Regions from separate parts of the Mus musculus genome. Here regions 2 and 3 are each linked to region 1. A link is a loop called in an ENCODE intact Hi-C map of the cell type or tissue named here. Cell type or tissue: heart. All regions are shown on one strand.

What was found. Hi-C counts contacts between places; a loop is a spot of excess contacts. Peaks named below come from ENCODE experiments on the same cell type or tissue, not always from the same donor. Only the 100,000 strongest peaks of a DNase experiment are listed, where the experiment ranks them.
Region 2: it touches region 1 in a loop (3-fold over the local background); 3 of 42 quality-filtered maps call a loop at or near these places.
Region 3: a loop joins it to region 1, with 17 times the contacts of the local background. A loop is called at or near these places in 11 of 42 quality-filtered maps.

What each region holds. Positions count from the first base shown.
Region 1 is chr12:98,671,403-98,679,402 of GRCm38, reverse strand. It overlaps Ptpn21 (protein tyrosine phosphatase, non-receptor type 21), which reads left to right. Exons shown (of 19, transcript NM_001146199.1): 18 at 1-127; 19 at 725-2,662. The coding sequence ends at 853. Among named protein-coding and RNA genes, the nearest start is that of Spata7, 47 kb to the right of the region's middle. In heart, CTCF peaks have their summits at 4,367 (motif pointing left) and 4,689 (motif pointing left); DNase peaks (open chromatin) are centred at 4,462 and 4,632; H3K4me3 peaks cover 447 bases; H3K27ac peaks cover 406 bases.
Region 2 is chr12:98,775,409-98,783,408 of GRCm38, reverse strand. It overlaps Zc3h14 (zinc finger CCCH type containing 14), which reads right to left. Exons shown (of 17, transcript NM_029334.2): 11 at 4,142-4,301; 12 at 3,129-3,361. Among named protein-coding and RNA genes, the nearest start is that of Gm35463, 23 kb to the left of the region's middle. In heart, a CTCF peak has its summit at 4,048 (motif pointing left); no DNase peak of the experiment used is centred here.
Region 3 is chr12:98,879,990-98,887,989 of GRCm38, reverse strand. Eml5 (echinoderm microtubule associated protein like 5) reads left to right here. Exons shown (of 44, transcript NM_001081191.1): 2 at 849-1,008; 3 at 5,916-6,014; 4 at 7,111-7,179. Among named protein-coding and RNA genes, the nearest start is that of Eml5, 17 kb to the left of the region's middle. In heart, a CTCF peak has its summit at 3,281 (motif pointing right); no DNase peak of the experiment used is centred here.

The sequences.
Region 1 (8,000 bases):
TACAAACAGTACCAGTGAACCCAAAAGCCACAATCCCCCGCTGCTGGTGCACTGCAGTGCTGGCGTGGGAAGAACTGGGGTCGTCATTCTGTCAGAGATCATGGTTGCCTGTCTGGAACACAATGAGGTGAGTTATGTTCAGCTCATGTTCCTGGTGGGGCAGTGAGCGCTGGGAAGGAGAAGGGCATGGTGGCCCATAGCTTCTGAACACATTCTAGGACTGTGGTGAGCACATGATCAATGCTAAGTGCTGTTAAAGGCTTCGTCTTAGAGGTTCTCAGCTCCAACTGTCAGAACAGACTGAGATGGCCTATGACATAGAAGACCGTTCAGTTGTCTTTTCTAGTGTTTTCCACTGCGAGATGAGGGCTTTGTTTTTCCTGTAACACCCAGCATTCGGGCCAGCTAGCAGTGGGTGTGGGGAATGTGGGATGGATCCTAGTAGCACTTAGCACACTGTTTTTGTTGAATCTTAGAATCTTGTGAGATAAGATTTATATGTAACTGATCTGCAAGTCACTGTGCTGCAGCTAGGAGCTGCTGGAGAAATAACCCACACGCACACTTTATTTGTAGCTAAAACAAATCAGATCTTAGCCCATCACGGAGGACTCTCGGGTAGACAGTCTGTCTCCTCAGCAGATTTCCGTGAGGCGGGGCGGCAGCCTTCATGGTGTTGGTTTCCCTCAGGAGTGCTGTCTTCATCGCTGTGTCTCTCCGCCAGGTGCTGGACATCCCCAGAGTGCTGGACATGCTGAGGCAGCAGAGGATGATGCTGGTGCAGACACTTGGCCAGTACACCTTTGTGTACAGAGTGCTCATTCAGTTCCTGAAAAGCTCCAGGCTCATTTAAGCTCCAACACTGTTTTTATGGGGACCCAATCATGCAAAGTGTTTACAGCTTTAAAAAAAGGAAAGAAGAAAGCGCAGCTCCTACTTTGTTCCCAGTAGTCCCGCGTAGGGATCCTGACCCGGCAGTGTGCTAAGCAAGAGGCCAGGAGGTCTGTGGGACCTGGCCCAGGCTGACGAGGCACTGCTGCCCCGGCCACAGCTGCCCAGTTTGCTGCACTTGCACAAGGTCTGGAGATTGTATTTTCTAGACAGTTCTCTGTCTTACTGAAGCTGCACTGGGCAGTTCTGGCAATCATTTAGGCACAGACTTCTATCTTAAACTATTTTTTGATAATGTAATTTTATGACTAAATAGGGCTTTTTCTTTTTTAGCTAGAAGCTGAGCTTTTATGGTGGGACATCCACAGATTGTGTGGTTCTCGAGTGACTATTTAAAACCATTATAAGCTTTTGTTTAAGTACAAAAAACATGGGGGAACTAAGTGTTTTATTCATGAAGTCCAAAACTAAAGAAATCTAAAAGTGTTATTTTGAAACATAGAAAGCATTTTTATATTCAGAATATTTTTTAAAAGTTATATATTTGTACCTTCTATATTTTCCAAATAAGAGCTCAATTTGTTATGATACTGAGTTAATGTAAAGTTGGGGATAAAGGCACGTTATTTAAAACTCTAAGAATCAGATTCACTATTTTTTCAGTATTAATAAGCATAAATTGAGTTTGATTTTTATTGACTGAAAATGAAGAAAGCAAATGCATAGGATGGGTTTAAGCACTTTTTTTTGTTTGTTTGTTAAAAACGAGTTCGATATATGTGGCTTTATATTTTAAACACCAGTGGACATTTTCCAGGAGAAGGGCTCTGAGTACGTAAGCTGACCGGGGGAAGTGTAAGTGCATGCAGTGCTCACACAAAAGGCGTGGCCGCTACGCAAATGCAGTGTTACGCCCACACCGGGAGCTGAGACGGAGTGGAAGTTAAGGGCTGCTCCGCACAGGGAACTCAAGGCCTGCCACCTTCCGTGACTGATTGTTTATTGGGGTTCTTCCTGTCTTTTCCCCACAAGCAAGCTCACGTTTACATTGCCATCAGAGAACCCCGAAGAGGCTTTGTTTCCTTTAGGTTGAAAGAAGAAAACGGTTAACGTGAGGTTTCTTTTCCTAAACCACAGCCCAAACTGATGGGGCCACCAGAAACTGCTGTGGTGTTCAGGCGGTACTTGAATTTAGCACCGTAATCCTGTCCTCCCCCCCCCCCCCCCCCGGAACAGTTCTAGGTACTCGGCCTCCCTCTTCCATCCTATTTGGTTGGGCACATTCTCTATTGGTCAGAAGTGTGTCAGGTTTGAAGCAGAAAGTGTTCTTGGCCCAGGCTCAGTCTCCTTTGGGAGATGTGGAGGACAAGCTGGCAGGCTTAACTGAGGTGTGTCATGTTCATGTGTGTCCGTGCCCCCGAATCCTAGGCTGCCGCTTCACAGTGTAGACCTTCTAGAATGTCCGATCTAGGACTAGCTCCCAAATGATACTGTCCTGCCATCATTCTGATTTGACTGTTTGTGGTGAGCATCGCCCTCCATGACAACTGTGCTAGCCCAGCTAAGCACAGTGGACTCCAGTGGACAGCACCCCAGGGTGGGGTTGTGTGCTCTAGTTTCCATCTCAAGCCTGTGACGGACAGGACTTTTGTCAAGTTTGCCCCAATGGTACGCTGTTTGAAGAGGCTTTCCTGTCACCTGAGCATTTGGAAATTTCCCACTGACAAGAACATTGTAAAACAAAACTTTAATTAAAGAGTAATATATGGCATGTTCGTGTTCCTGTTGCAATACTTTGATAAGTAAATTCCTACGGGGCAGCATTATACCGTTTCAATCTGTCACCCTTCAAATGTCACATCCTTGACATCACTTCTTCGGAACATTAATTTTGAACTTAATTACAGCTAGCAAATGAGAATTTCTGAGTGAAAATAACTCTACGTTATTGTATTTAGGAACAATATAGTTTTCAAGGGCCAAATCAAAATTAGGGTTTAAAGGTTTACTGTGCCTGAGTTGAGAACGTTACTGGCACACATGTTGCCAAATGTATGCAGTGCTTCATGGCTCACTAAGGATTTTAGTTCCTTGATAGTATTGATGTCAAACCAAAGTTATCAAGATGTACATTTCCACAAAAATAGGTTGTAAACCAATGTTTGTACTAGTTAACTTTGGTATTTCTGGCCTCGGTGTTCCTGATTACTGGGGGCTTTTACTGGCATTGCTGTAGTTTTGAGGCCAAGCACCTTGATTTTAGAGCATGGACTAGAACTGTAACCGGTCATCGTTTTCCTCAGGAGCTCCTACTGCGAAGCGCTTAGAAAGCCATAGACTTCAGTATTTAAAACTTTTTGGCAAGACAGATGTGCTCCCTTAGAAACTTCCAGAAAGAGAGATGCCTACCTAGGAACACAGAGGGGAGGGCAAGGGTGTTGATATAGCACTGTGTTCACATCATGGCGTGGCTGATTCATTTCACAGAGGCAGAGACTCTTCCCTTTTGCTTGCAGTGTAGAGATAGAAGTTGTTTAATATATGTATTATATATGTATATAATATATAAATTATATAAAGTATATCTTATATATGTAATATATATTATATACAATACTTATATAATATATACTATGTTATATATTCATACACTCTTATAAATATTTCTTAATTATATGTTTTGTAAATATATCATTTATATATTATTTAAATAATGTTTATACATAATATATAATATACATATATGTGTACACGCACACACACACACATATAAAATGTTAAGACAGTGTAGTCTGTGATGGACTGGAGCGTACTCTGTAGACCAGGCTGGGCTTGAATTCCTTGAGACCTGCCTGCCTCTGCCTTCTGAGTGCTGGGGTTATAAGTAAGGCTTCCACCACCATGCCCGATTTAAATTATGCCTTTAAAGGAGACTCCTGGGTATAAATTTAGTAAGAAGAGAGCACATGAGACAAGATAAAGTGATCTTTTATTTGAAATTCATTTTTAAAAACTAAACCCCAGGTGGGTCTTTTTGGAGTGACAGCCGAGAGAACTTTCTATATCTCTGCTCTAGTCGTAGTAAGTGAGATTATGTCCAGGAAAGGGGAGGGTAAAGGCCACTCTGCAAGCCTGGGTTGGATAGAGATTGCAGAGAACATTTGATGGATTCTTTGGTTGCATTAGTGGCATCACCTGGGGATTTCTGTCAAATCTCAAACATTCTAAAGGCTCATTGCATGTAAACCACACAGTCACATTTACTTCTGCACACCATGCAGTAAGTCATTGTGTTAATTCCTTTGGTTTGTCCCCCAAAGCCATGGTGAAGGGGTAGGTGGGGAGTGTGAGGCCAGCAGAGAGGGGAGGTGAAAGGTAGGAATTGTAACCACCAAATCTCTGTTGTGTCCTCTGAGATCATAGAGCGAGCGGCTGCTTACTGCTGCACCCTGGTGGTGAGACAGGAGAATAAACTCTCTGCTCTGCCAGGCAACGAGGACTGAGACTCACAGGTCAGGCCAGATCAGTCCGAGGTTCATAGGAAAATTCACAGAAGTGGTTATCTCAGCATTTTCTGCAGGAACCTGAATGGTGCATGGGTGGTAAGGTGCCAGATGTGGGGCTTAGAGACGAAGCAAGCGTGAATACTGCCTGAGAATGTGGCTGTGAGGCGAGGTGAAAGGGTGAGTTAGCAAAGCACTCTACATTTCCCAGCATGCTTATCTACCACCCTCTTCCTGGACTGGTAGCTGGATTGAGATGGGAAGTTTATAGAGCCAGCAGAGGGGCACTGCCAAGTGCAACAGCGCCACCTGGAGGCTGTCTTTAGATCATCGCATGTGTATAGGAATCAGGTTTTAAACCATTAAGATTGGTGATGTGTGCTCACAAAATTAAAGCACCTTGAATAATTTGAAGTTCATGAACAGTTTTCAATATATTGACGATTAAGCTGTGGATAATAATATATCAAGAATGCGTGCATAAACGTGTGTGTTTGTGTGTGTGCCCGCGTGCCCCTGCGTGTGTATTCCTTATTGAAGCAGGACCAGTTTTATTTCTGGACCTTTACCTACTAAGCTATTTTACTACCCTTGGTTTTTAAACTGTACATTATTTTAGTTGTGAGATATGAATAATACCCACTTGAGCATGCACTTGAATTTTAAATTTTCACTTTTTAGTAAGGTACACATATTAGTGCTATGAAAAGGTATCAGATCACGTGGAAGTGATGGACATCGAGTGACTGATCTTTTTACTGCATTAGTTACTTTTCTGTTACCATAACAACACACCACGACTAAGGCAGCTTTTAAGGAAAGCATTTCACTGGGCTTAGAGTTTCAGGAGGTTAGAGTTCATGACTGCCATGCAGGGAACGCAGCAGCAGCAGGCAGGTGGTGCTGCAGCAGTAGCTGAAAGCTCACATCTTGCTCCACACGTAGGAGGCAGGGGGAGCTAACCTCGAAAAGCCTGTCCCCAGTGAGACGCCTCCTCCAGCAAGGCCACACCTCCTCATCCTTCACAAACAGTTGCCTTACTCACAGTATTTTATCATAGTGACAGAAAAGTAACAAAAAGAGTTGATGATGGCAGAGGAAAGGCAGGATGGCAAGAATAGCTGAGAGCTCTTGATGTACGAGTGCGAATGACACTGAGCCTTTTGAAACCTCAAGCTCAACAGACTCCTCCCCGCCTCTGCAAAACAGCATCTCCAATAAGGCCACACCTCTCAATCCTTCCTAAAAAGTTCCGTGAACTGGGGACCAAGTAGTCAACATAAGCCTCTAGGGGCCATTCACATTCTCATTCAAACCACTACATTTACAGTATTTTTCATGTAGAGTTAAAAAATGTAAAAAGAATTTTGGTAAATCTTAGAAATATCTATCTATGCATCACTCAAATTGTATATATTGTATGTAATATAATTTAAATTTTTGTTTATATAAAATATACACATTAATATTATAGTATATATTACATATATACACCTAATTTTAAATAACATCATAAGGGTATTAATGCTAATTACCAGACATGAGAAATACAAAGTTGGTCAGGGACAATTTATGAGATCACCAAACAACATAGGCTATTGTCATTGCCCTTGCTCTTGATTTCCTCCTAGAACTTGAATGTAAGTCCCTATTGTTGATGACACCACACACAATAGATACAGGACTTGGAGGAATCGAGCTGGGTCCAAGCTTCTCTCTGGAGTGGCATGGTACCAGAAGGAGCCATTGAAAGCTGAGAAGGAAGAAGAGTAATCAAGAATCCTATCCAGATGTGATACCTACGAGCCACAGAGAGGACCAGATCTGCAAGGTATTGCCAAAGGTACAACAGTGGCACGTAGACTGTGTGTGTGTGTGCATGGCAGTTTACAACTCCCGTCACTTAGGGAATCAGGGAAGGATCCAGAATTCTATGGTCATGGAGGAGCACTGATTATCAGCTTCTTCTCCATGGCTTGCTCAGCCTTTTTTCTCATACAACTCACCTGCCCAGGGGTGTGGTCCCACCCACATCAATCATTAATCAGGAAAATGTCCTGCAGGCCAACTTTGTGATGGCATTTTCTTAGTTGAGGTTCTCTCTTCCCAAATGACTAGCTTAGGTCAATTTGACATAACAACTAGCCAGAACAATTCAACTAACACACAAACGTATCACTATTTAGCTACAGCCTTTTGTGTTTACCCCCGAGATCTCATGTTAGTACCAATGTCTCAGTGAGTGTGGGATGTTGGTATGGAGTGGGGAGGTGGACGCAGTGCAAAGGGACCCATGGCTGCTGAGGCCATAGAACCTAGACAACCTACTCATGCCACTTTCCTAACCCAGTATAATTTCTAACTGCACCCTACATATTCATTCTTAAATCCACAGGTAAGTGTAGACCTCACCACCCATTAAACTAGCTGCACATTGCAGGAATTTCTACTACAGAAAGACACAATGTCAAATGCAGAGAACCGCTAATGGGCTGCCCAGCCCTAGCTGACATCACAATTCCTTCACCAGATCCCAAAGCTTAGGGAGGGGAAGATACGATCCAGAGGACGGGGATGTCTGCTGTGAGATTATGTTGTCTATATACGATAGGAAAGTTGATATCATAAACTCTCAATAGTATGGCTGCTCAAACAAGATCTGAACAATGAAAACACCAGTTGCCATCCCAAGGTAGAAGGGAGAAATCCTGTGTCTATATGAAGAGCTACAGGCAGTTTATAACTAAGAGGCTAGTTGACCTTCCTCAGGGATAACAGCTCTCTCTCTCTCTCTCTCTCTCTCTCTCTCTCTCTCTCTCTATATATATATATATATATATATATATATATATATATATATATATATAGTGTGTGTGTGTGTAATTTAAATTATAAATTTCAATAATGTTTGAATATCAATGATATACTACAGCAATTTGCCTGAAAAAAGTTAGTCTTAATAACAAGATTAAAAATATAAGAAACCTTAAATCCATATGAATTAATATTTTACTACGTTCTCCTTTTAAAACTGGGAGTTTGTGCCATGAAAATTAGCTGTCCTGCATCCCTGTTTCTTACCATTTTGCCTGTAAATCTTTACCTAGCCTCCTTTGGATAGGAATGAATTAGCGGTTAGCCAGCCAGTGACCAGGGGATCCAAAGACACAGTTACTTCCTCTCAAGGAACTTATCTTCTAGAGTGTGGACATTATTGCAAACAAACAACACAGTACATACTGCAAACGAGTAGAAGGGTACAGCACTGGAGCAATCACTCAAGAGTCACAGGAGGTGACATTTAAGCTGAGCTATAGAGAAAGCTTAGAGCTCCAGGGTGTGCAGAAGGGAAAAATACTTGGAGAGTAAGCACAAAGACACGCAGAGGCAGACCAGGCAACAGGCGGGGCAGCCTATCGCCTCGAATGGGAAGGAGATGAACCAGAAGGAAACAACTTTACATGGTTAGAAGTGGGCACACTTGAGCAGGCTGCGGGTGTTTCACATACTACTAGTTTACTTCTTAAGAATATGGTGCTGGAATTAAACCCATCCAAAGGTTGAGAGTCAGAGGCTCAATACTTCAGGTCACAGATCAGACCTAGG
Region 2 (8,000 bases), 100 kb before region 1:
GCAGAAAGAAGACCAGAGTTGTCATAAAGTCCTAAGTAAGTTTCAGTCTCACTTCAGAACTGAAATACAGAAGTAAAAGATACCAAAGTTAAAAATGAAGCTAAAAACAAGCTGATAAGGAATGAGAATAATTTTCATATTCTAGCAAATGACAAGTGTCCAAATAAGAAATTATTCCAAATCACTGAAGTATATATAGTCAGTAAAGGTCTGGGCACTAAAATCACCCTGATATCGAAGGGGAAAACAGCTTTACAGAAGATGAGCCAACAAATGACACTGCCTATGGGCTTGGGGATGGGGGTAGAATAGAGAAGGTCTTCTTTTTTTTTTCTTTTAAGATTTATTGATTTATTGTAAGTACACTGTAGCTGTCTTCAGACACTCCAGAAGAGGGTGCCAGATCTCATTACGGATGGTTCTAAGCCACCATGTGGTTGCAGGGATTTGAACTCAGGACCTTCGGAAGAGCAGTCAGTACTCTTAACCGTTGAGCCATCTCTCCAGCCCTAGAGAAGGTCTTCTAACAGCTAGTCTGAAGTCTGGCTGAGTGAAAGATGCTATGTGGCAGAAGTAGACAGACTAGGACTATGGCCTGGAAATAAGCCTTACCCATGGAGTTCACTGTCTGCATTAAGTCATGCCCAAATACTGTGGCAGGAGAATGGGACTTTTCCTATGACGTGTATACGAAACTAATTTAGGATGCAGATAACTTTATACATGAAGACCATAATCCACTACCTTCTGATCTGAGATATCATTGTTAGGTTTTACTGTTTATGAAGCCAACTCTCACTTGGCTAGACAGCAGCAGGGTGTCCAAGCTCTAGTAGGTCAGATTGGCTTTGCATATTAGTAGTTCATCTAGACAGCTTGGGCAAAAATCTTCTATCTGTGAAACTCACCTTATTCAGAATCAGATTATGTGAAAAGGCGATATTTCTGCTCTAGTGACCCAATGTCTGCCCTCCCGACAGAAGAACTTGGCACAAAAAGCATCATGTGGTGACCACGTTACTGAGACAGGAGCTTCAGTAATGACCACAATACGCCTGATACAAATTTCTATACTACTTTAAAAAGAGCAGGACTGGGAGTCAGTCCAGCAGTGAATGCTTAAGGCCCTGGGCACCCATAAGGCCCTGGGCTTCTTCTCCTAGGCAACAAAATAAGAAAAACAGAAAGTAACTTATTTTCAACATAGGATATAAAAGAATTTCTAAAGAAACCCCAACAGCATTGGGAAGGGAACCTCACTCACTTGTAGATGATCTTTGTCCCACCACTACAAAGAAAACTGCCCCACACTGCTACATATACAAGACATGATGACCTAGAACAAAGGAAGACTAGATCCAAAGAGCAATGCAGCCAGAAAAATGAAGTAGCTACTCAAAATAATAATAATGATAATAATAATAATAATGATTATAATAGTACTAGTAGTAGTAGTAGTAGTAAAGTATGTTACAAGGCGATTTTCTCTTAGTAAAAAAAAAAAAGGAACAATATATATAAGTCATGGCTCTTATTTTCCTATGCTGATATTTTACTTTATATATGATAAAACTTCAAATTTAAATTTCCAGAGGCAAATTCACTGTGTATTGAAAGCTGTAATGTGATGCCATATGATGTTCAGTGGGGGTGTATTAACATAGATGGTGCGGTTGGTTAGCACTCTCAAACACCTCCACCAAAATAAGCAACCCGAAGAGAGGCTTCAACTCCCCGCTTGCGCTAGGTGAAGACACACCTTCCAGGGTGTAGAGCTTCATCCCCACACTTAACTGAAGAGTTCACAGTGGCAAAGGAAGCACTCTACTCATCCACAGTGGCCACATCCCTCACACAAAATAGGCAGACCCATGACTGGCATGGTACCCAGTCACTGCTTCTTCCCATATACCAACAAGCCCAAGCATGGAAACTCACCTTTAAATGGAAATGGGTCTTAATAGAGCTAAGTGTTAAGCTATCAAATCGACAACTGAGAGCAGTGACACCAAGCCTTCCTAATGTTAGACAAAGCATGCAGAGTCAAGAAATGTGTACTGCCTATTGCAGTTTTTACCTTTCAAATTTTGTTTTGCCTGAGGTCACAACTACAGCTCACTCCACAACCAAGACTATACCCCCATGATAGACTTAAAGCAGGAATAGCCTCTTACAAGTGTTTCTTGCTCACAGACTCATCTGTTCTAGTTTACCATATTTTTTGGTGGATGAAGAAACGTTATCAATGTATCTTTTATGTCTCTGCAAAGAAAAGGATTACTTAGGAAACACTTGTAAATTTACTGGTTTTTCCTTGAATTTGTTCGTTTTTAGGAGTTAGTAATTAACTCTCCTGCTTAAGATGTGGTGTATCTAAATCAGGAGTGAAAAGTATGGGTGGGGGCTGGAGATCGCTCAGTGGCTAAGAGCACTGGCTACTCTTGCAGAGGACCCAGGTTCAGTTCCCAGCACCCCTGTGGAAGCTCACAGCTGCATGTAACTATTTCCAGGGGATCTGACACAGCAGCAGGCATGCATGTACTGCTACACATTCATACATGCAGGCAAAATGCTCACATAAATATAAATCCAAACGAAAAATGACAAAATGAAGGTAAAGGACTGGTGTGTGCGAGGTGAGGAGCGGTGGAAACACAATAGGCTCCTAAGGTAGGCACTGTCTGAACTGAGTTCCTCTGAGTACTATCCAGGATCAATTGCCACATGAGGTCTTTCAATACTTCAAAAGTGTCCTGCCAAATTAGGTAAGAAATCCCTTCCAAGGAAACACCAAAATCAAAATCCATCTTTCTCTCAAGTTAACTATGAGAGATTGTTGCTGGTCAATGCATCAAGAATGATAGTTCATCCTTCAGCAATCATAATAAAAGGTGTTTTAGATGACACTGACTGAGCTTCATCGTATCACCAGCATCACAGAACCCCGTGAAACAAGCACAGAGGGAGTATGAAATTCAACTGGTGGCTTTGTATGACAGAAGAAAACAGGCTACTGAACAGAAATATAAGCGAGGCCTCAAACCAATATTCACTCAAGATATCACAGGCCAAGACTCCGTTCTCAATGACAGTGGGCTGAGAAGGCAAAGTCTGAGCTCTCAACACACCGTTGGAAAAGCTACCATCTGGGTCCTCAAGCTGCCTGCTCAGCAAATGCAACTGCTGTGGGTGGAGGAGACCTCTGAGTCCCTTGTTTGAGGCTGAAGTTTGGTTTACGGGTTTCATTCCTTCAAAGCACATCTCCTCCTCTTGATCTGACATGTATCCTGGGGGGCTGGGGACACCATCCAGCGTCACTATAAACTTGGGACTTGCAGGTTTATCTGGTTGTACAAGATCTCTGCCAGACAGATAAAAAATACCATAGAATTAGGGAAACGAACACAAAATGCTGAGCCTCCTAAAGTCCTCTTCCGCAGAACTGTAGTAACAAAGGAGTACCTTTGCTTTGCGCTTGCTTCACTACGATAGGCTTAGAATGACTTCCTGATACAGCCTAAGTGGAATCCTAATACACAACGGCCATGGACAGCACTTGCAGCAGCATCACAGTGACCTTCTAGCCTGGACTTACTAATAGTGACAATATCCTCTCAACTGTGACTCTCCATTGTCCATGGGATCCTTATAGGATCAACATGGAAATAAACCAAAACCAAACCAAACCAAACACCTTAGAATGGATGCTCAGAGCATCTGGCAGCGGCTTTATTTTTATGTGATTTTTATCATCTGTACATTTCTTTGCTGAACACTCTGTCTGCTTTCTTAGGAAGGAACCACGCAAGCCTTAGTCCTTAACACCTTGCAGAAGGATTTCCTGATTTGGGTTACCCAGCTTTTAAAGTCCAATTCCTTGGGTATACATTTAAAACAAAATACTACACCCCTTATCAACAGAGTTCAATTATACTCAGCTTTTATTTCTATTTAATGGATTTCTGAACAAGAAAGATGAACTCGAATTTTTGAGAGCTGAATTTGGCTACTGTTGGCCTAGCCAGTGAGTCACTGAGAGCACCATCTAGTGGGAGCTACAGGAACAGGGAAGCTGGGAACTAACAGCTGACCTGCACTACAGTCACACACAGTAGCTACACAAGAAAAAGAAACCATCTACCGTGTCTGCATAAGGTGTCCTGAAAGGACCCGAAGGGCATCTGCAGTCTTCATCCCCGAATCCTGGTTGGGTGTCACTACTATTTCCTCAGACAGCTTTGGCTTCTTCAGAATAAATGATCTTGTGTCTGCATGGACCATGGATTCCATGTCATAGTAATCTGAGCCAAAAAAATTGGCCATAAATGTTTACTTCTGAATATACCTTTTATTCTCAAAATCATACAAGTGAGAAGAATGTCAAATCTTTTATATAATTATAATTACTTTTAAGGAAAATCATAACTAATTCTACTAAGGGATAGGATTGTAATTCTATTCCAAACATCTCTTCAGAGAATTCAAATAGTCCTTTCCTCACATGATACATTACAAATGCCTTTCTTTGCCTAAGGCAGAGAAGGGTTTTCCTATATCACATCTGTTGGGATATTAAAAGCACAGTAAAAGGACAACAGTTACTTTTTATTCCAAAATCAGAAAGAATTTAAGAAATCTTAATGTTTCCTAAAATTATGTTTCAAAACTGTTCAACTACTTTCCCCAAACGAGTTCTATTCATTTTTCACAGTAATATTTAAAGGAAATACTGCCTATTAAGAATTCACTTGGAATAATTTCTAACCAGGTAAACATAGAAAACTATTTTGAAAGGAAACTTTAAGATGAATGTATCACACTAATCTTCAATGCAAGTCACCACAAGCTCAAATCATCTACTGGCTGTCTACTTCACAAAATGTAGCAAGAACTGAGTTCAGAGTGGGTATGATAACCTATCAGTATACAATCAAGACCAAATTCAGGCTATTAATTCACTGAATATTTATTTACTGTACAACTAAATACTGTGCTAGGAACGCAGATAAAGGAAAAGAAAATCAGAAACATACAATTCTAAAACAACAAAGCCCAGAAAGGGAATGAAGAGGTGTTGGTAGAACACAAGGTACTTCCTCCAGCTGATAGGTCAAAGAAGTGTTGGCTGAAGTCGAATATGTAAAATGAGTATTAAAGGAATGTGTAAGAGGAGAGCAGAGAGTGAGAGAGCCAATGCAGGCAGAGGAAACACATGGAGCAAGGAAGGGGACTTCACAGAACATTAAGAAAAGGTGAGAAATGTGAAATGGCTAAAAAGATGCATGTGATGGTGTGACGGGGTAAGAAAGACTGAAGAAATGCAATGATGGATCATGTGCCTAAGTATTTTGAATTCTGGTCTAGAAATATTAAGAGATTCCTAAGTAGGGAAGAAACACAATCAACAGGTTTCTAGGAAACAAAGTTAACATATCTTCTTCTCATGGTGGGTATGGTTATACACACCTTCAGTCCCAGCACTCAGGAGGCAGAGGCAGGGAATGCTTGACTCCAAGGGTATCCTGATCTACAGAGTGAGTCCAAGGTCAGCCAGGCCACAAAGTAAGACCTAGCCTCAAATGGGTTAATAAAAATAAAATTTCTGTCCTTCATCCCTTCAACACACGAGGAAGAACAACATGCCCTACACTCCCATCAACCACCAGGGCTCTACAGGGGGTGGGGGTGGGCAAGGAGGCTACAACCACAGGCAGGGAAGGCAAAATGGGGAAGAAAGAGATGAGGCGAAAGTAGAAAGTCCAGGGAGGAGGAACAGTAGGAAATTTTCAGTTTTAGATTTCTTTAGTTTGAAATACTTTAGAAGGAAGGTAAAAATGTGCAGTCTGACAGCTGGTGAGAAGAGAGCTAAGAGCACAAGTATTAGGAACGCTCAGGAGCTCACCTCCCTTCCTGTTTAGTTTGAAGTCATCGAATCTAATTTACACTTTGCACTGGAACTCACACATACGCACTTTAACTGTGATCTACTGCTGCTGGACGGCCATGGCCCCCACCCCCAAACCCCACCCTAGAGAAAAAGCTGACTCATTAGTTTTCTTCCCACGTCCCACAAGCCCTTCAATGAGTACCTAGCTAACTAGAGCAGAGCCCAGAAGCTGGTCTAAGGAATGCTGCACTCCCTTCCTGGCACTCTAAACTTTCTGTTGTATAGCTGTTCTCCCTAGTTCATACCTCAGCAGAACAGACAAAAATAATGCTGACAGGAAAACGCAGGTAAAGTTAGCCATTTAGGGAGCAGCCAGAGAGAAGGGCTGGAAAAGGAGAATGAAAGGCAGTGAGAACAAAAGGATAAAAAGCTGAGAAAATCACGGGATGCAAGCGTCACAAGCTCGTAGGGAAAGGTGCAGCCTGAGTCCAGGTCTCAGGCCAGGGAGACTGATCAGTGCTGAAGTGCTTGCCAGCTTGGCTATCCAGAACCCTAGTAATCATCAGGTGGGAGTGGTGAGCCACAGGAACTTCAGCTTCAGAATGCAAAGGTGGGAGTCCCAGAGGAAAACTAGTCAGACCGGCAAGTCCTGGGTCTGACTGAAACCCTGCCTCAATGAGGAAAGTGGAAGAGCAAGGGAAGAGGATTCCTAACATCAACTTTAAGCCTTCACACGTGTGTGTACACACTCACAGGTAACATATACATGCTACATATACACAGATGACAAAAAGAAAATAGATATCTGTACTCTATATACCCAGCACGGCCTGCCTCAGCTTAGTAAAGGTGCTGGGTCACAGGCAGTCCCGGATAGGGGGGAATAGTTTGTCTGGGTAGAGACCTGGGCTCAGCTCAAACATTTACTTCTGAACCTTTCTGAAAGCAGTTAAAAAAAAAAAAAAAAGCAATAAAGAGTTTTGTTTTTTAGAGAAAAAGCTGTATGCCCATAAGGAAAACAACTGCAAAGGAACAACCATGTTTTCAAAGAAAAAACAGATACAGAAACTGATTCTAAGACAATAATAAAGCAACCTAATTTAGACTACAAGATTCTCCAAGATTGAAAACAAGCAGCAGAGGGGACTGAGGGAAGAGTATAAAGAACAAGCCATGCTAGAGGGCTGACTTCGGAAGTAATGAGCCTTTCCTACAGCCTAAGTCCCTGCACCCAGTTTCTCTGTTTGGAGCCTCAGCACACCCACCCCCTCACTACAGTGAAGACTTGCGAATGACCAGGTATGTACCCTCTTGTCCATCACTACTGGAGACTCAGAGATAAGCCAGCCAGTTCTAAACAGAAAGGTACCACAACAAAATAACATCAACGGTGAGAAAACTGTTTAAAAGGCAGTGCTCTGAAAACCTTTACCATTTTATAGATCCTCTCCCTTGGAAAGTGAGACTTTAGACTCTCAATAAGTCCAAGAAATGCCAGCAATGCTCAAATAACTCTACAGTGAAACATTGCATAGTAATTAATGGTAATTAATTCCTTCATAGTTCTGCTCTACTGAGCTATCTGAACTCTGACAATCAAGACTATTTTAGAAGACCTTTATTGGCACACTGACCAGACTAAGAACACCTAACTGGTATTAATACTCAGGCTGCCCCCAAACTAGACTAACAGATCATCCTCCACACAGGACCCACAATAAAAGCCAAGTCCAAACACTCACGCCCCAACTCGAGTCTAGAATGTCAGTCAGCATTTTACTGATCCTCCTTTAAAACAGATAATCAAGGAATGGAGAACCTCTATCATAAAAGTCAGAACCAACAACTCAGAGAAAACAAGACCAAGGAGGGAAAAGGGAAATGTTAAAATCATTTTTTGACATCCTCAAAATAAAAAATTATTACATACATGAGACAAAATCAGTATGTTAAAAAAAAAAAAAATCAAAGGAACGTAAAGATTGTTCTCAGAAATAAAACAATCTGACAGAATAAAGACTGTGCTCACTCACGCATAAGCCTCAAAAGAACTACTTAATGCTTCAAATGAGCTGGGAATGAAGGTAAAAAACAAACCAAGAAAGAATGCACC
Region 3 (8,000 bases), 210 kb before region 1:
ACATTGCTGTATTTTAGTGAGTTTTGTAATTAATTACTGTTACAGTATAAGTGCTACCAAATACTACCTTAGACATTAAGATTCAGTTAATTTTTTCATTTTCATCCATGTGCATCTATTGTATATGTGTGTTTGTGTATGCATGTTTGTGGGTACTTGTGTGAGGTATGTGTCTGTGGGTATGAATGCACATGGAAGCCCAAGACTGATATTGGGAATTATCCTTGACCACCCTAGTGCCTTATTCAGTGAAGCAAGGTCTCTTGGTCACATGCAGAACTCTTTGATATGCCTATTCTTGTTAACCAGCTTGCTTTGGGAATCCTCTGCCCTCCAAGGTTTGAATTACAGGTGGTCTGCCATGCCCACATGGTGTATAGTGGGTTCCAGGAGTATGATCTCCAGTCTTCGTGTTCTAATGGAACGTGCTTAACCATAGAGCCATCTTGCTAGCCTTTAGATTTAGTTCAGTATTAGTTAATAAGAGGAATGGAATGATAGAAAAGAAGGCTTGCAACGTAAAAAACAAGTGGAAAAATAGCATGTGATAAGTTGCTAAAAATTTGTTGCTGTAGTTCTGTTGATCTTTTGTGAGATCTCTTTTTCTTGAGAAGTTTATGCACACTATATCACATGGAGTTTATGAAGTCTATAATTAATTTGTCATTAACCTTTTAGTATATTATTATTAATTCTTAGCAATAATTTTATAGAAATTCCTTCTAAATACAAATTATTTAAGATAAGTCTAATGTTGATATTTGTAAGTACAAATATCTATAGCAAATGCTATAAAAGTTTATAATCATTTTTCAAGTCTTACTACTTACTTATTCTTTATTTTTTAGTCTTGCACTGCATCCTGAGCGAGTGTTGGTAGCAACAGGACAAGTTGGGAAAGAGCCTTACATCTGTGTTTGGGATTCTTACACTGTCCAGACCGTGTCGGTTCTGAAGGATGTTCATACACATGGTATAGCTTGTTTGGCATTTGACTTGGATGGACAGGTATTTGATAACTTTCCTCCTTTGTATCAATTTTGATTTTAAAATGCTTGCTATAAGAAATCATTATAAGAGTCTGGAGAGATGACTCTAAAGTTGAGAGCACTGGATCTCTTCTAGAGGACCTGGGTTCAATTCCCAGTACCCAGATTGCAGCTCACTACTTTCTTTAACTCCAGTTCCAGGGGATCTGACACCCTCACACAAATATACATGTCAATTCACATGTAATAAAAAATTTAAAAAATAATTTAAAATGAAATCATTATAAATTTATAATATAAAATTGAAAAACAACTGATAAAAAGTACTTGTTTATTCAGATATGTTGAAGTATAAGTGAGATGGGAGGATAACATAGCTAACAAAAATAAAACTACAAAAAAGTTGTTGATTTCATTGTTACCCAGAACTTTCTCAGTCAAATTATTCCAAAAGCCAAAGAAATTCTCATTCACTGACTATTACCTGATTGTTACAGAAAGTTTTGTCTGTAACTACTTTTCCAGGTAAGTTATTTAGGTAGGGAAAAATTGAGTTTTCACCTTGAAAAATTGAGTTTCTCTAAGGAGAACTGTATATATTTTAACTTTCAGTTACTTTAAAGTTTTTCTTTTATAATTATATTTTTATTGAAAATGAGACAAATCAATTCAAAATCGAAGATCAAAACAGTGATCTTTGTTATACTACTGGCTAATCACTTTCCACATTATTCTCTAACAAGACAAGACTTTTTTTTATAGTTCTATATATTTTAAACATATTTTAAAAGTGGTGTGGTTAATTTGTAATTGTTAAATATTTTGTGTTTACGTTAGATTTTAAAATCATTTTAACTTTCAGAAGAATTTATTTACCTGCTTTTTATAATTGTAAATGTAGATTCTATCAAAATAGACTGTAGCCTGGGTTGTATCATAAAGAAAATGGTACTCAGTAGGTGCCTTACATTATTCAGAGGTTTGGGTAGCAGAGATTCCTGTGACTCTTTGGTAAGGGATCTATGGAGACTTCACTGGGGCCTCTCTAAAAATTGTGCTTTTAGATTGAATGGCGATTAGCAAGTGTGAAAACTGAACTTATATCCCATGTTTGCTATTATCTTTCAAGTGCTTTATGTCCTATTAGAATTTCATTTACTTTCTTAAAAGAAAGAATAATCTTTTCAACATCAGGAGAACATAAAACATGATGAAGTAAATCTACACAATTAGCTTAAGATTTCTTTACACATAAGGTTTTGTGAAATTTAAGATTTTTATACTATAATAATAAGTATCCTTTAGATATAGATAATTTCTTCTTAATTTTTAGTTTCCCCCTTTACATATAATGTATTGGATTGCTGAGATGTCTCTTCTGAGGAGAAACCACTTCCATAGCTTTTACTGTTTGAAAGCACTCAGTCTTGCTTACTTTGAGCAATTTCCATGAGAAATCATTATTTTGTCATCATGGCTTCATGAGGACATATTATTAAACAGTTAAACTTAGAAATCCATAGAGATACAGGGCTCACACTATGTACTAGGTATGCATTTCCCTAAGTCTGCATTTTCTCATTCAATCCTTGTGACAACCCTGTGAAATAGATTCTATTATTATCTCTATTTTGCAGAAAAACGGAGCCTGAGAAAGGTCGAATAACTTGTCTCAGGTTAACAGCTAGTGAGGGGAACCAGAGTAGGAACCAGGTCTCATACTGTAAAGCTCGTGTTTTGAACAGCGATGCTTTACTGCCTCCCAAACATGTAATCTAGGAGGTAACTGTTTATTTAGCAAAAGAAATTCGTCCTTTAACAAGTGCAGTTAATGTGAAGAACTCCTGGTAATTTAAGATAAGGAAAGTATTTTAATGTTATAATTTGAAAAATATATTTGAACTAACATACCTGTTTGTAAACTCCTTATAAGATATTGAATAGGAAATGTTTAAAGTTTTCATTTTCAGACAGATTTGAAAGCATATGTAAACATTTAGGATTTATCCAATTGGTGAGCTTCCTTCAAGGTAGCAAGGCTAAATGATCTTTTTCTAAAGGCTTTCTCAGAATTGAGATGAATATGCATATTAATACTAGTGGCCTGACTTCTTGAAGATAATTAAGGCCTGAAAAGTCTATTTATAGAAATCCATAGCAAACAGGAACTGAAGATTCCACAGCAATGCAAGGAGGAAGGCATAAACTTGAATTTTCAACTATTCTGACTGGCTAGGAAAAACCCCATTTGATTTAAATCTTAATTATATCCAGTCAAAGCTTTTCTAACTGGACACTAGGTGGCGTTTTTCATTTGAACAGAGTATATGGATTTGTAAAGCTAATTATGGCTTATGGTAAAGTAAGAATGTGATGAAGATATCAAGCATTTGTGCAACATTAACCATATACAGATACTCTTCTGATTCCTTTGTATGTAATATGTTAGTGTTCATATTATCCTCATGAAGTACTTTAATTATCCCCTTTTAATGGGTAGCAAAATATGGTAAGAAGAGAGGTTTTACATAAGGGCCCCAAGTCTCTTATGTAGTAAAGCATGCGGTTCAACCTGATGTCAATTCATGTGCCAAGTCAAGCACTGGTGACATTTGTATAACTTCAGAAGGTAATATTGTAAGCTTTGATGCCTGTGTAGTTTTTGTTGTAGCTACTGATTATCTTAGTTTTTGAAACAAGGTCTGTCATTGAACCTGAAGCTCACTGATGCGGCTAGACTAGTTGGCCAGGGATTCCTGTCTCTGTCTCCTTGGCACTGGGGTAGCATGTGTATGCTACCATATACTGTTTGTGTGTTTGTTTTCTCTGTGCTGGGGAACCAAATTCAGAACTTTATGCTTCTGTAACAGCCTAGCACTTTCTCTTCTGAGACCTAGCCCGTCACTTTCATTTCCACAGATTGCTTCTCATTTTAACATCTTCATAATTTCTGGATCTATTTCTGTTGACTGACACCCTCTCACATGAAAATGGTTGGCCACATTTTCATGTTCCTTCATCTGCTAATAATTTCCATTAGATGCTGGACATTGTATGTGTTATGCAGTACTTAAAATGATTTATTATAGAAGCCCCTTTAATGCATTTGAACTTTTTTTCACGAGTCATTGAATTCCTCAGTCTTTGTGAAAATCTAATGTTTAAACATTTACAGTGGGAAGTTGTGGAGACTTACATAGGTCTTCTGGGGTAACTGTTTTCAATTCTCTGCTTAGGTATTACCAACCAGGGGCCTTTAATACCGTGAGCTTCACAGACATACCTAAAGTATAGCTACTGGGAATTTGAGATAATACTGATCACTTGTTTGCCTTTATTTTCCCATTATTTGTTCTTTTTCTGGAATTTCTTCTTTTCATGGTCTTAAGTTTATTGCCCTATACACAGGAAGGATGGCGTTCAAAAATCTCACCTGTTGACAGATTTTTTTTCAGCTTTATCTGTGTCCTACATATTAGCCATCCTAGCTTCTAAACTTCAGGATCTTGCCAGTTAAACAAAAACACAAATCTTTATGTACCCCCATGAAGAAATTGTCTCCTAAGTGAAATTTAGTCAGCTGTAGATTTCATCTCTCCCCTCTTTCATAATTCATATTCTTGTGAATGTGAATTCACATCCTTGTAAATGGTAAGTGCTTTGGTTACCATTAAAATGCTTGCTTCATATCTTTTTGTAAAGTTTTCTGTATGTCACAGCAGTGGTCAAATTCAGACTGTGATGTTTCTTCTTGACTAGAATTCCATCTTCCATGTTAACTCATCATGTCAACTGCGTCTTCTTATCTCTTTCTAATTTATTCAACTCTTCAATGGAGTTTTTAGCTTCATCTCATCTACTTTTCATTGGAAGAAGTCCTGTGTTTCTCTGTGCATCTTTAAGTACTTTTTATACTTTGCTACTCTTTGTTCTTCTGTGGATATTCTGAAACTTTAGTTATATATTTTTTGTGTATGTTAAGCTTGTTTTATATTGTTTATCTAATTCCAGGCTTGTGTGTTTTGTTCATTGTCGAGACCTGCTTATCTTCCTTCTGGTCTCAGCTCCCTGGGTTGTGCTGGAAGGTCTGGTTTGTTTTCAGGCTGTAGCTTATTCTTACTGAATTTCTATCTGTAGGAGTTCATTAAAGGATGGAGTAAAAGTCGCGTTACCCCACATTTGATTTGTATTGCCTGTACTGTGCTACTGAAATTTCTCAAAAAACATGCCAGATCCTTGGAAGCCCTCTAAAAGGGATTCCCCACTTGAGGGTTCATGACCAGGGTAAACTCAGGTCACTACAGTGTGAGGGCTGCTTGAGCTTTTAGATGTTCATGAAGAGTTTTCTTCTTCTTCCACAATTACCCATTTTTTTGAGAAGGAATTACTTCTCATGGTTCCTCTTCTGAGAAGCCTATTCCTTTAGTCAGACTCCAGTCCAATCCCTCTCTTGGGCAGATTCCCTGGACTTTCTCCCATATTCCTCTCCAGCTTTCAATAAAACAACAAATCAACAAACAAATGAACCCAAAGAACCTGGTAACCAAGCTCTCTCTACCTGCTTTATTTCATAGTAAATGTTCCCTCCCTCCAGGATTCTCACCAAGGGTCCTTTGTTTTGTTCTCAATTGTTTTTTCCATTCCCACCACCATAATGTATCTAGAAGCTTTAGCTTCTGGCTGGAGTTTGACTAGGATACTTTCTGGATATTCATAAAACTGATAGTTTTTCTTTTTACTTAGCATGAAAAACTAAATGCATGTACAAATATTAATGCAATGAATACATCTGTCTGCCTTAAAGGCCATCTGAAATATGAATGCATATATTTTGATGTTACAAGTAGAACATATTTGCTATTTATAATTTGGTAGTTATTTGAGTTGTCTTTTTATTCCCGCCTAAATTTCTTGGACAAAATCCAGCGCTTGGTTTCAGTTGGACTCGATTCAAAGAATGCAGTTTGTGTTTGGGACTGGAAAAGGGGGAGAATGCTGTCTATGGCTCCAGGTCACACCGACAGAGTGAGTATTCTCCTTTTGGCTTTCTAATGAATACTTGGCAGGAAAAGACTGGCTGAGAGTTCACAGGGTCTTCTGTGTCGTGTCATTGTCATGTAACCACAGGTAATAAAAGTTACACAATTTGTAAAAATTCACATAATTATAGGGGAGAGGGAAGGGAGGGAAGGGAAGTGTAGAATAAATTTCTTAGCTGATAACAATTTTCTAAAACCAAATATAGTTACAGTTGAACATTTCTGTGAACATACTTAGAACCATTGGTTTGTAAACTTTAGACGGGAGAACTTTAAATGTGAAATATTAATGAAACTTTTAAAGTACAGTTTAAATTACATGATTATAAATATCCATAAAATCTTAGATTGTGGCCTGGTGAGATGGCTCAGCAGGTAAAGGTGCCTACATATACATGCATATAAATAAAAATCAAGTAAAAATGTGAGATTATGTATCTATCATAGGACTAAGACCCATGATCCACTGTGTACAGCATTAGTTTGGAATTTATCTCTGTTTGCTTCAGTAAAAAATATACTTTTTTCTTTTTTGAACAGATTTTTTAAAATATAAATACTACAGATCCTTAATTTGTACTATTTAAAGAATTGTACATATGAAAATATAAATTATTCAGATATCAACTTTAAAACTATATAGTCTGTTTAGTTTGATTTAACAGTGTGTTGCATATATATTATAGTTAAGGGAAAAATGATGTTGTTCATGTACATTTAAAATTATACTTTGCTGCACCATTTGGAATTTTGCCTCTGTAAAAATTCTCAGGCATCAACCTTATATTCAATTTCTGTTGATCCATTCATGTTATTTTCTTAGGTCAAAGTATTCTTTAAAAATTAAAAAGAAATACATGTTGAATTTTACTTTACTAGTTCTCTGTAAAGTTAGCCAAAATATAAATTCCTTATTACCATTCTTACTTTTTTTCCTCATAAGATTTTTAAAATGTAGGATTTTGATTGTTATTGAGAGCTCATATGTACTTTCTGGTAGATGAAGGCTTAGCCCACTTAATTGGGCAAAGTTCTTAAGTGATACTGAAAGTATTTTAACCATTGATCTGATTTGTTTTCAGATATTTGATATTTCTTGGGATTTGTACCAGCCAAATAAACTCGTCAGCTGTGGTGTAAAACACATCAAGGTACATGAAGGTTCCTCTTTTATAGCAGTCATTTTTGGTTGCCTGGTGAATATGTATATTCACTATCCCATTAGCCACTTAAGATAGTTACGGAATTCGAACAGGACTTGTTTTAATATGTCAACTTTTTATTACTCATGTCTTGTCTAGTAAGGGCTTGTTGTATTTGAGACATTATAAGGATATAAGTTTTTTAAGGGAAGTTATGAATAATGTCCATAAGGAAATAGTCTAATGAGGAAAAATCTATTGTGAATAGGAACCAAACATCTAAGAGTTTTTCATCTGCAGAGATAGTATCGTTTCATAGAAGTAACATAGATAGTTAGTTATTACCACTACTTACTGGACACTTAACCTGTGGGAGTCATTTCACCCCTTTGAGGTTTGTTTTGTCTTTTTCACATTTTGAAGCTATGACAGTGCTTACCATCCTCCTAGCAGCATTTGTTCAAATGCTTTTCATGCTGGGTGTGGAGGTGCATGCCTTTAATCCCAGCACTCAGGAGGCAGAGGCAGGCAGATTTCTGAGTTCGAGGCCAGCCTGGTCTACAAAGTAAATTCCAGGACAGTCAGGGCTACACAGAGAAACCCTGCCTCGAAAAACCAAAACCAAACCAAACCAAACCAAAAAAACCAAATGCTTTTCATGCACAAGGAACTTTTACCTTGATAATTACTGTGTATTTGCTTATGCAAGCTATAGGGTTTTTCACTATATAGTCAGGTCTTGAAGTCACTGGTGATATTCATTCTTTTTACATTTTTTTCTTTTATTGAAAATAAATTCTTTCCTCTTGTAGTATATCCTGATTATAAAC